Regions from separate parts of the Homo sapiens genome. Here region 2 is linked to region 1. Evidence: chromatin contacts called from ENCODE Hi-C or POLR2A ChIA-PET data. All regions are on one chromosome and are shown on one strand. The core of a region is the stretch at or near the end of the contact, and the rest is flanking DNA. Distances in the headings are between cores, read along the strand shown.

Region 1 (4,465 bases), core at 1,390-3,889:
TCTGTCGCACAGGCTGGAGTGCAGTGGTGCGATCTCCGCTCACTGCAAGCTCCGCCTCCCGGGTTCACGCCATTCTCCTGCCTCAGCCTCCCACGTAGCTGGGACCACAGGCGCCCGCCACCACGCCCGGCTAATTTTTTGTATTTTGTTTAGTAGAGACGGGGTTTCGCCGTGTTAGCCAGGATGGTCTCGATCTCCTGACCTTGTGATCTGCCCGCCTCGGCCTCTCAAAGTGATGGGATTACAGGCGTGAGCCACCACGCCCAGCCAGGCCATATCTCTTAACCTCCCTACTGGAGTCTTTCCACTTCAGCCTGCTTGCCATTTTGCAGTGTTTGAAAGATACCCACTCTTAGATATTTCTCTTGATCTAAAGTAGGGTGTCTGTGTCAGACCCCACCCCTGGGCCACAGCGATTGGCCCTGCGTCAGGCACATGACTCATTTGGAGCCAATCAGAGTCAAGCTCTGGCCTGTTCCCACTGGTGCAGGTGGGTGACCCTGCTTGACTATGCCAATTTAGGCAGATCTGTGGATGTCTCTGGGCCCTGCACTCCTAACTGTGAAACAAAGCATTGGATACATAGGACTCATGACTTGCAGCCTATGAGTGTGAGCACTCAAGCCTTGGCAGTTTTATTTGGTTCAACAATATTTTTAAATACACTGTATCTAGGCAGATCTTATACTTGGTAGCCATTTGAGCCACTTAGCATCTATTGCCTTATGCTTGGCCTACTTCAGTCATTTTTGTTATCTTCCTGGCCCTTACAGACTTATGAGTTTGCAACCCCTGGACCACTAGGTAGTCTCTGGCATATGTTCTATTCTTGACCTTGCTAGTATTAAATCTTAGTTTTTTTTTTTTAATATAGGTACAACATATACAACATTTCGCATTAGTATTAGTATTAGTATTAGTATTAGTATTGGTACACCTTTATGATCACTGCTCAGGTCATGGAATGGAATATATTCATTCCCCGAAAGTTCCCTTGTGTCCTTTTTCCAGTTGATATCTGCCCCCGCCCCAACCTAGAGGAAGCCTTTTTTTTTGACTTGTAGCACCATGGATTGTTTTTCTCTATTCCTGATTGTCAGAGAATAAATGGAATCATAACAAGTGTGCCCCTTTGTATCTGTCTTCTGTCCCTCAACGTTATGATTGTGAAGTTCATCCATGTGGCATATCTAGCAGTGGTTTTTCATTTTTTGTTGCAGTGTAGTATTCCTCTATATGAATGGACCACAATTTGTTTCTCCATCTACTGTTTGTTTGTTTGTTTGTTTGTTTGTTTTGAGACAAGGTCTCACTCTGTCAGCCAGGCTAGAATGCAGTGGTGTGATCTTGGCTGACTGCAACTTCTGCTTTCCAGGCTCAAGCCATCCTCCTACCTCAGCCTCCTGAGTAGCTGGGACTACAGGGGCATGCCACCACACCTCGTTAGTTTTGTTTTTTTTTGTGTAGAGATGGGGTCTCACCATGTTGCCCAGGCTGGTCTTGAACTCCTGAGCTCAAAAGATTCACCCACAATGGCCTCACAAAGTACTGGGATTACAGCTGTGAGCCACTGCACCTGGCATTCTATCTACTGTTGATAGATGCTTGGATTGTTCGAAGTTCTTGTCTATTACGAGTAAAGAACTTTCTTGCACATGCCTCCTTGGAGAACACAAGCCCTCATTTCTATTGGGTATAGATTTGGAGAAGAACTTGCTGGGTCATGTGGTGTTTTAGCTTTGGTAGGTTCTGCCAGATTGCATTCTCGTGAGGCCAAGATCCTGTTCCTCTATTTCTTACTCTTTGGGGGGCTACATAAGCACATGCTTTGCCCCCCTTCTCTCCCAACACACAGTAAAGTGCCTGGCACATAGCAGGTGTTCAGCAAACACAGCTAGTGGTTGAGGAATGAATACTGAAGAAATCCCTCTTCCCATCTCACCGTCATGACAGTCACTGCCAGCAGTCTCGTTGCCATCACAGATGACGCTTGAGGAGATCTCCCTAAGGACATTGTTGTATCAGTCCGTTCTCACACTGCTAATAAAGACCTACCCAAGACTGGGTAATTTATAAAGGAAAGAGGTTTAATTGACTCACAGTTCTGCAGGGCTGGGGAGGCCCCAGGAAACTTACAATCATGGCGGAAGGGGAAGCAAACATGTTCTCCTTCACATGGTTGCAGCAAGGAGAAATGCCCAGCAATGGAGCGGGGGATGCCTCTTAAAAACTATCAGATCTTGTGAAAACTCACTATCAAGAGAACAGCATGGAGGTAACCACCCCATGATTCAATCGCCTCCCACTGGGTCCCTCCCATAACACATGGGGATTATGGGAACTACAATTCAAGATGAGATTTGGGTGGGGACACAACCAAACCATATCAATCATCTTCTCTAATATTCACGGAGGCTGTTGAGGCTGGTATCAGTGTACCCATTTCACAGGTGAGGAAGCTGAGGCTCAGCACAGGTGACCTCCTGCCAGCGTATTTCTAGCTGGGTCACGGATCTGCCCAAGGCCGTGCACTCAGCCCCAACACTGTCTGCTTCTGGGCACTTTAATGCCTTAGGTTCATCCTGGCAATCCGTTTTTCAGACAGCTCTTGGCAGCTTGTCTGCTCTGTGGCATTGTTTGCAGAAACAAGAGCACTGCTAGACCGTTTGGCTTCCCCTGGGATGTCTCCAGGGGCTACAGTCTGTTTATAAATGGACCCTGGGCCTTTTCCTTTACTGGCCTCTATTGACAAATAAATGACTGACTCACCAGAGTAAAAATACACTTCTGGTTGGAGCTGTGTAGAGTTATTAAAAGTTTGTTGTGTCTACTCTGATGGTACAGCCACTGTCCTGGGAGAGGGCAGCCGACAGGGCTGTAGGACAAATGCAGCTCAACATCTTTTCTCCTGACTCAGTCATACATTTTAGGTCAGGGGGACAAGTTTCCAGGGATCAGTTCCCCCTCTGGTGGTTTAGCAGGGTGGCAGGGAGGCAGGGCTTTGGGTCTGGAGCCAGGAGACCTGGGCAGTGCTGCAGCTCTGTCATTTCCTAGCAGAATGACCCTGGGCAAGTCACCTAACCTCCTTGAGCCCTGCCTTCCTTCTGCCTGCAAAATGGCAATCACACACCTTGCCTCTCAGGGTTTCGAGAAGGAGCCAACAAGGATGGATGCAAACACAATTTCAAACAAGTTGCCTTAGTGACATGTTGGGATAGGAAGGGTTGGCCTGATGTGAGCTGGGAGAGGAGAGCTGGTCAATCACAGAAATCTTTTGGGAATTGGGATGCTGTAGTTTGGAGATGTCAGTGTGTGGCAGGTGCTGTCCAGCCCCCATCCCGTGTTTGTGGCAGACATTGCTAATCGATTATCGTGTCTTTCCTGCTGGGGCTGCAAATGGAATTGTATCACACGGTGTGCAGTCTTTGGGGATCTTTCTCAGGATAAGCGCCAGGAAGTCACCCTCAATTGGTTAGAGTTGGCAGGGAAGTCGAAACCTATCTGCAGTTCTTGCTAAAGATCAGTGTGTCCCAAGTTCTGAGCCACATTCTACTGGGCATTCCTCAGATGGTTTAGGTGGGATGTCAGGGCTTATGTTTAATGGAATTGGCTTAAAAATGCAGGAAGTTATTTCCTTTCACTCCTTCTTTAAGATTTCTGATGATCTGATTGCCCTGCTATGCCTTTACCCCCTCTCTTACCACTTGTTCATCTGCATTTTTAACAAAAAGAGATGAGTCTCAGCTCAGAGCTGAGGGCAGCCAGCGTGTCTCGCTAGATACTGATAAACGTTGTTTTGTTTTCGTGGCATTTATTTATATACACTGTGACTTTCTCTTGGTGGCACCCCAGGGTAGGTTTTCCATTTATATTAGCGATGTGAAGATTTCTTCTAAAGTGAGTTTAGTTGGATGAAAGTGAGTCAATTTAGGGAAGGGTGTCAGTGACCAGGAGTGCTGGTGACTACGTCAAGTCTCCTGAAGGATCTGCCACCATGCTGGCCATGGCTGGGATTCTGAAGGTCACACATGAATCCCTGATGTTTGGAAAATACAGTCCTGAGCTCTGGGGATCTGGGGGAGAGCGTGAGCGTGACAGGAGTGGGCTTCAGTGGGATTCCCGGGTAGAGAGTGGGAGGAATGGGGCTACTGGGAGGGCCGGGCAGGGTGAGGTGGCTCTCCAGGGCTGCCAGGGTGGCCGTGAGGGTGGGGAGGACGCTGGGGCTTGTTATTGCTGGGTTTAAGGGGTGAGAAAGAGTGGGAAGTCTGGGATGTCCCCCAGGATTGGTGCCTTGGTGACGAGTTTCCTGGATGTGCCGCTCCACTCGCCAGTGTGTTTCCTGGGAAGCAAGGAGGAAGCAGTGATGTGCCACCTCCCATGAGGTTTTGCTATTTCCAGACTTAAACCTTTTTTTCTTTAGATTTTCATATTTAATTGTGGTAAAATACATGTAACAAAATTTACC
Region 2 (4,465 bases), core at 1,137-3,636, 73 kb after region 1:
AATCCAGTCTATCATTGTTGGACATTTGGGTTGGTTCCAAGTCTTTGCTATTGTGAATAATGCCGCAATAAACATACGTGTGCATGTGTCTTTGTAGCAGCATGATTTATAGTTCTTTGGGTAATGGGATGGCTGGGTCAAATGGTATTTCTAGTTCTAGATCCCTGAGGAATCGCCACACTGACTTCCACAATGGTTGAACTAGTTTACAGTCCCACCAACAGTGTAAAAGTGTTCCTATTTCTCCACATCCTCTCCAGCACTTGTTGTTTCCTGACTTTTTAATGATTGCCATTCTAACTGGTGTGAGATGGTATCTCATAGTGGTTTTGATTTGCATTTCTCTGATGGCCAGTGATGATGAGCATTTTTTCATGTGTTTTTTGGCTGCATAAATGTCTTCTTTTGAGAAGTGTCTGTTCATGTCCTTCGCCCACTTTTTGATGGGGTTGTTTGTTTTTTTCTTGTAAATTTGTTTGAGTTCATTGTAGATTCTGGATATTAGCCCTTTCAGGACATAGGCATGGGCAAGGACTTCATGTCTAAAACACCAAAAGCAATGGCAACAAAAGACAAAATTGACAAATGGGATCTAATTAAACTAAAGAGCTTCTGCACAGCAAAAGAAACTACCATCAGAGTGAACAGGTAACCTACTCATCTCACATTCCCTCTTTCTGAGGACACCAGTCAGAATGGATTAGGGCTCTAAGGACTTCATCTTCACTCATAACACCCGCAGCGACCTTATTTCCAAATGTAGTCACATTCTGCTGCTCTGGGGGTAGGACTTGAACACATGAGTTCTCAGGGGTGCAGTTCAGCCTGTAGCACCCTCTCTCCCATCATGGCCACTTCCCCTGAGTTTTCTGAGCGTTTTGTGCATTTCTCTTTGCTATGGTTGGGGTGTGTCTTCTCCTAACCTCAGGTTGAAATTTGATTCCCAGTGTTAGAGGTGGGGCCCAATAGGAGGTGTTTGGGTTATGGGGAGGGGCCCTCATGGACAGATGAATGGCCTCCCTCAGGGGTGAGTGAGTTCTCACTCTATTAGTTCCCATGAGAGCTGGTTGTTAAAAAGGCCTGGCACCTTCCCCCCATTCACTCGCCTCATCTCTCCCATGAGGTTGCTGCACACACAGCTCCCCTTCACCTTCTGCTATGACTGGAAGCAGCCTGAGGTCCTCACCAGAAGCAGATGCCCAATCTTGAACTTTCCAGCCACCAGAATTGTGAGCCAAATAAACCTTTTTTTCTTTATAAGTTACCCAGCCTCAGATATGACTTTATAGCAACAGAAAATAGACTAAGACACTCTTTCTGCACATTTGCCATAGATGTAAGCTGCAGGAAGATGAGGAGTTTTGTCTCTATTGTAGACTGCTTTATTCCTAGCACCCCAAAATAGTGCCTGCCACAGAGTAGGAGCTCAATTTACGTTTGTTGAATGACTGAGAGAACTGACTCTCAGGGCATCTACTAGACTGAGTGTCCCCGCCAGGGCAGGAACAGGGCAGCTTTATCAGTCCGGAGCCAGGCTTGGGGAAAACACTCAGTAAATGCTTGGGAAATTGAATCACTTTTTGGTCCAGCAGTGAAATTTCCTGTGACTCAGTAAATCACTTTAACTAATGAAGGAATAACAATCCCAGAGGAGCAGAAGTTTCAACTATGCAGATTATTTCTGAGATTTAAAAAGTGACTCTTCAAAGAAATAAGTCCCTGGAGGCTGTTGGCTCTCTATAAAGGCTGACTTTCCACTCTCTTAAGTAGCTCATTTTGGCCCCGAGACAAGATTCAGTTGGTGGTTTTTAATAAATAACGTTTTTGTATTACAAAAGTAAAATTTAGAAAATTTACAGAAGAAGGAATTACGAAAAAACAACTCATTAGCCACAGACAACCAGATAATTCGTAATATGCCATTGTATTAATATTTCTTTCTGGTCATTTTTGATATGTCTGTTTTTATGTGATGCTAAACAAATTCAAATGCAATTGCATTGCTGCTTCAGTGAAACAAACATCCATTTCTAAAACGTTCTCCAGTTTCCATGTAGCTTAAATGCTCCAGAGGCGGCTAGTTGGTGGGGGCTGGGGAGTCTAGATGCGTCTAGAGGGAGAGGGGACAGGACGGGCTCAGAGTGGGGGCCTGGGGTGGGAGGGACACATCCACTGAGAGGGACAAGGGGACAGCTCGTTCCGGGCAAGGTCGTTCTTGACTCCCAGGACCCAAATGCCCATGTGGACAGTGCTTTAGAGACCGAGTGCAAAAGGAGGACAAAGCTGGCCACCATAAACCCATTTCCTGGCCTCGGCTCCCAGTTCATCTGCAACTTGCACTTTTCCAATTACAAGCCCCTCTGCAGCCTGGGTGGGAAAGCGCACCGCTCCCACTGAGGGAGCAGGCTCCGAGCCGGCGGGGCTGGGGACGATGCCGCAGTGGGTATTTTGAAGGGGAAATGATACATCCCGATGGCCTGAATGCAGTGAGGCCGATTCGGCTTTGTGGTGGCCGCTGATGTCATTTCAGAGAAAGAGCTAAAGGGTTGTTTTGTTTTTCAGGCTGTCTCTGAAATTGTCTCTCTCTCTCTCCTTTTTTTTTTTAATAAAAAAACTTCTGATTTTATCTGAAAACGGATGTTCCAAACCCCAAACCACCAACCCGGGCTTGCTCGAAGGCCCCTTCCCTGGTCGGTGCTGGCGCCGGGTGCTGGGTGCAGACTGGGAAAGGCCGGGTCGCTTGGTTCAGTCCACCACAGAGCTCCCAAACCTCGTTCGTGCCGGCCTGTTGTGGGGCCCAGGAGCTGGGCAGAGGGCGGGAAGACCGGCGAGGGGCTGGCAGGGAGACGTCTGTGGAGGGGGTTCAGCTCGTAGAAGGCAGCCATCGTTATCCAAGAATGCCACTGCGTGTGCTCCAAAATTCTGTCTTCCGAGGGCGCGTGGGAGGCTCACCCTTGGCTGACACGCTGGGAACTCAGCGGATGATGTCGTCTGGGCTGGCACCCACAGTCCCGATAAACAGGAGAGAGGGAGGGAGAGATGGGAGAAGGGCCCGCCTCCTGCCCGATGGGGCACGAGGGGTTAACCGCAGGCCATCTCCAGCCTGGAAGTCCCCTGGACTCTCCTCTGATCCACCCAGTCCTCCAACTGGGGGGTGCGTATTCAGAAAGGACCCTCATTGCCCCTTTAGCACATTTCCGTTGCCCTCCAAGTCCTCACGCGTTGCTGTCTGCTGGTTGGGTAGACTGTGGTCGGCCACTAATTGGTAGGGAAACGTAATTCTGCATTGCCGGTTATCGAGGCCTTACTACGTGGCCAAGTTCAACACTGCTGGCTTTCTATGTGCCATCTCCGTTAATTCACACATCCACGGTGTGGCATGATCCATTTTCCAGATGAAGAAACTAAGACTCAGAGCTTCAGGTCACCCAGCCGGGAAGCAAGTGAGCTGGGATTCCAGCTGCCTCTGCTGGGCTTCTTTTTTCCCATTGCCTTCAGGGAAGGGTGACTGTCGTGGGTTAAATGTTTCCCCCCAAAAAGACTTGCTCACATCTGAACCCCCGGTACCCACGAATGTAACCCTATTTGGAAAAAGGGCCTTTGCAGATGTCATGAAGTTAAGATGAGGTCATCCTGGATTGACAGTGGGCCCTAAGTTCAGTGCCAAGTATCCTTATGACAGTCAGAGAAGATGACGCAGACACGGGACAGAGCAGGCCGTGGGGAGACAGAGGCAGAGGCTGGAGTGACACAGCTACCAGCCAAAGAGCACCAAGGTTGGCTGGAGCCCCCAGCAGCGGGACAGAGGCGCAGAACATATGACCACAGGAGCACCTGGAAAGGACCAAACCCAGCAACAGTTGAATTTGGACTTTTAGCCTCCAGAACCATGAGAAAGTAAGACTCTGCTGGACTGTGGCACGCACCCGGAACACCCATCCAGCCGCCCTGAAGGATGCAGGCCTCTCCGCCTTTGGTTCTCCTGTGCCTCTTCAGGTATGAGGGGTTCCAGCACCAGGCTGGCCCTGGCAGCCGGGAGCCAGGTCAGTGCCTTCCAAACATCCCTGCCCTCCACCACATGCAGGGGCCTTCCCAAAGGGAGAGGCTGCATTGCTCAAGTCTCCAGCAGGTCCTGGGCACGTGTATGTCCCTTCCTCCTACCCATGCTCATCCCAGGAGAGCCATGGCTCAACTATTTGACAAAAACGTATAGCACATCCGTGGGGTGCCAGGCCCCACTGCAGGGCAGAGGACAGTGAACACGACCAAGTTCCTTTCCTTGAGTGTGTTATGTGGGAGGGTGAGAGAGAGGGAACAATCAATGAATGAAGCAAAGAGAGGGAGGAGGAGGGAAGGAAGAAAAGAAGGAAGGAGGGGAGAAGGAAAAGAAGGAAGGAGGGAAACAAGGGAGGGAGAGAAGAAAGGAAGGAAGGGAGGGAGGGAGGGAAGGGAGGAAGGAAGGAAG

The links. A loop is a pair of places that touch in the nucleus more often than their neighbours do. ChIA-PET counts read pairs that join two places held with the same protein, here RNA polymerase II (POLR2A). Pooled maps may share reads with other maps.
Region 2: a map of aorta shows a loop between it and region 1 (2.5-fold over the local background). The contact joins two enhancer-like sites. A Hi-C loop is called at or near these places in 2 of 168 maps with a recorded cell type or tissue (aorta and posterior vena cava) and 3 of 50 pooled maps. POLR2A ChIA-PET finds 5 or more read pairs at or near these places in 3 of 52 experiments (AG04449, AG04450 and BJ).

What each region holds. Positions count from the first base shown.
Region 1 is chr16:86,605,697-86,610,161 of GRCh38, forward strand. No RefSeq gene overlaps it. Among named protein-coding and RNA genes, the nearest start is that of FOXL1, 29 kb to the left of the region's middle. RefSeq lists an enhancer at 4,219-4,465. Within about 2 kb of position 2,640, at least 2 of the 41 ENCODE cell types and tissues checked have a DNase peak (open chromatin) inside an H3K27ac peak, as active enhancers do.
Region 2 is chr16:86,678,730-86,683,194 of GRCh38, forward strand. No RefSeq gene overlaps it. Among named protein-coding and RNA genes, the nearest start is that of LINC02189, 41 kb to the right of the region's middle. Within about 2 kb of position 2,387, at least 8 of the 41 ENCODE cell types and tissues checked have a DNase peak (open chromatin) inside an H3K27ac peak, as active enhancers do.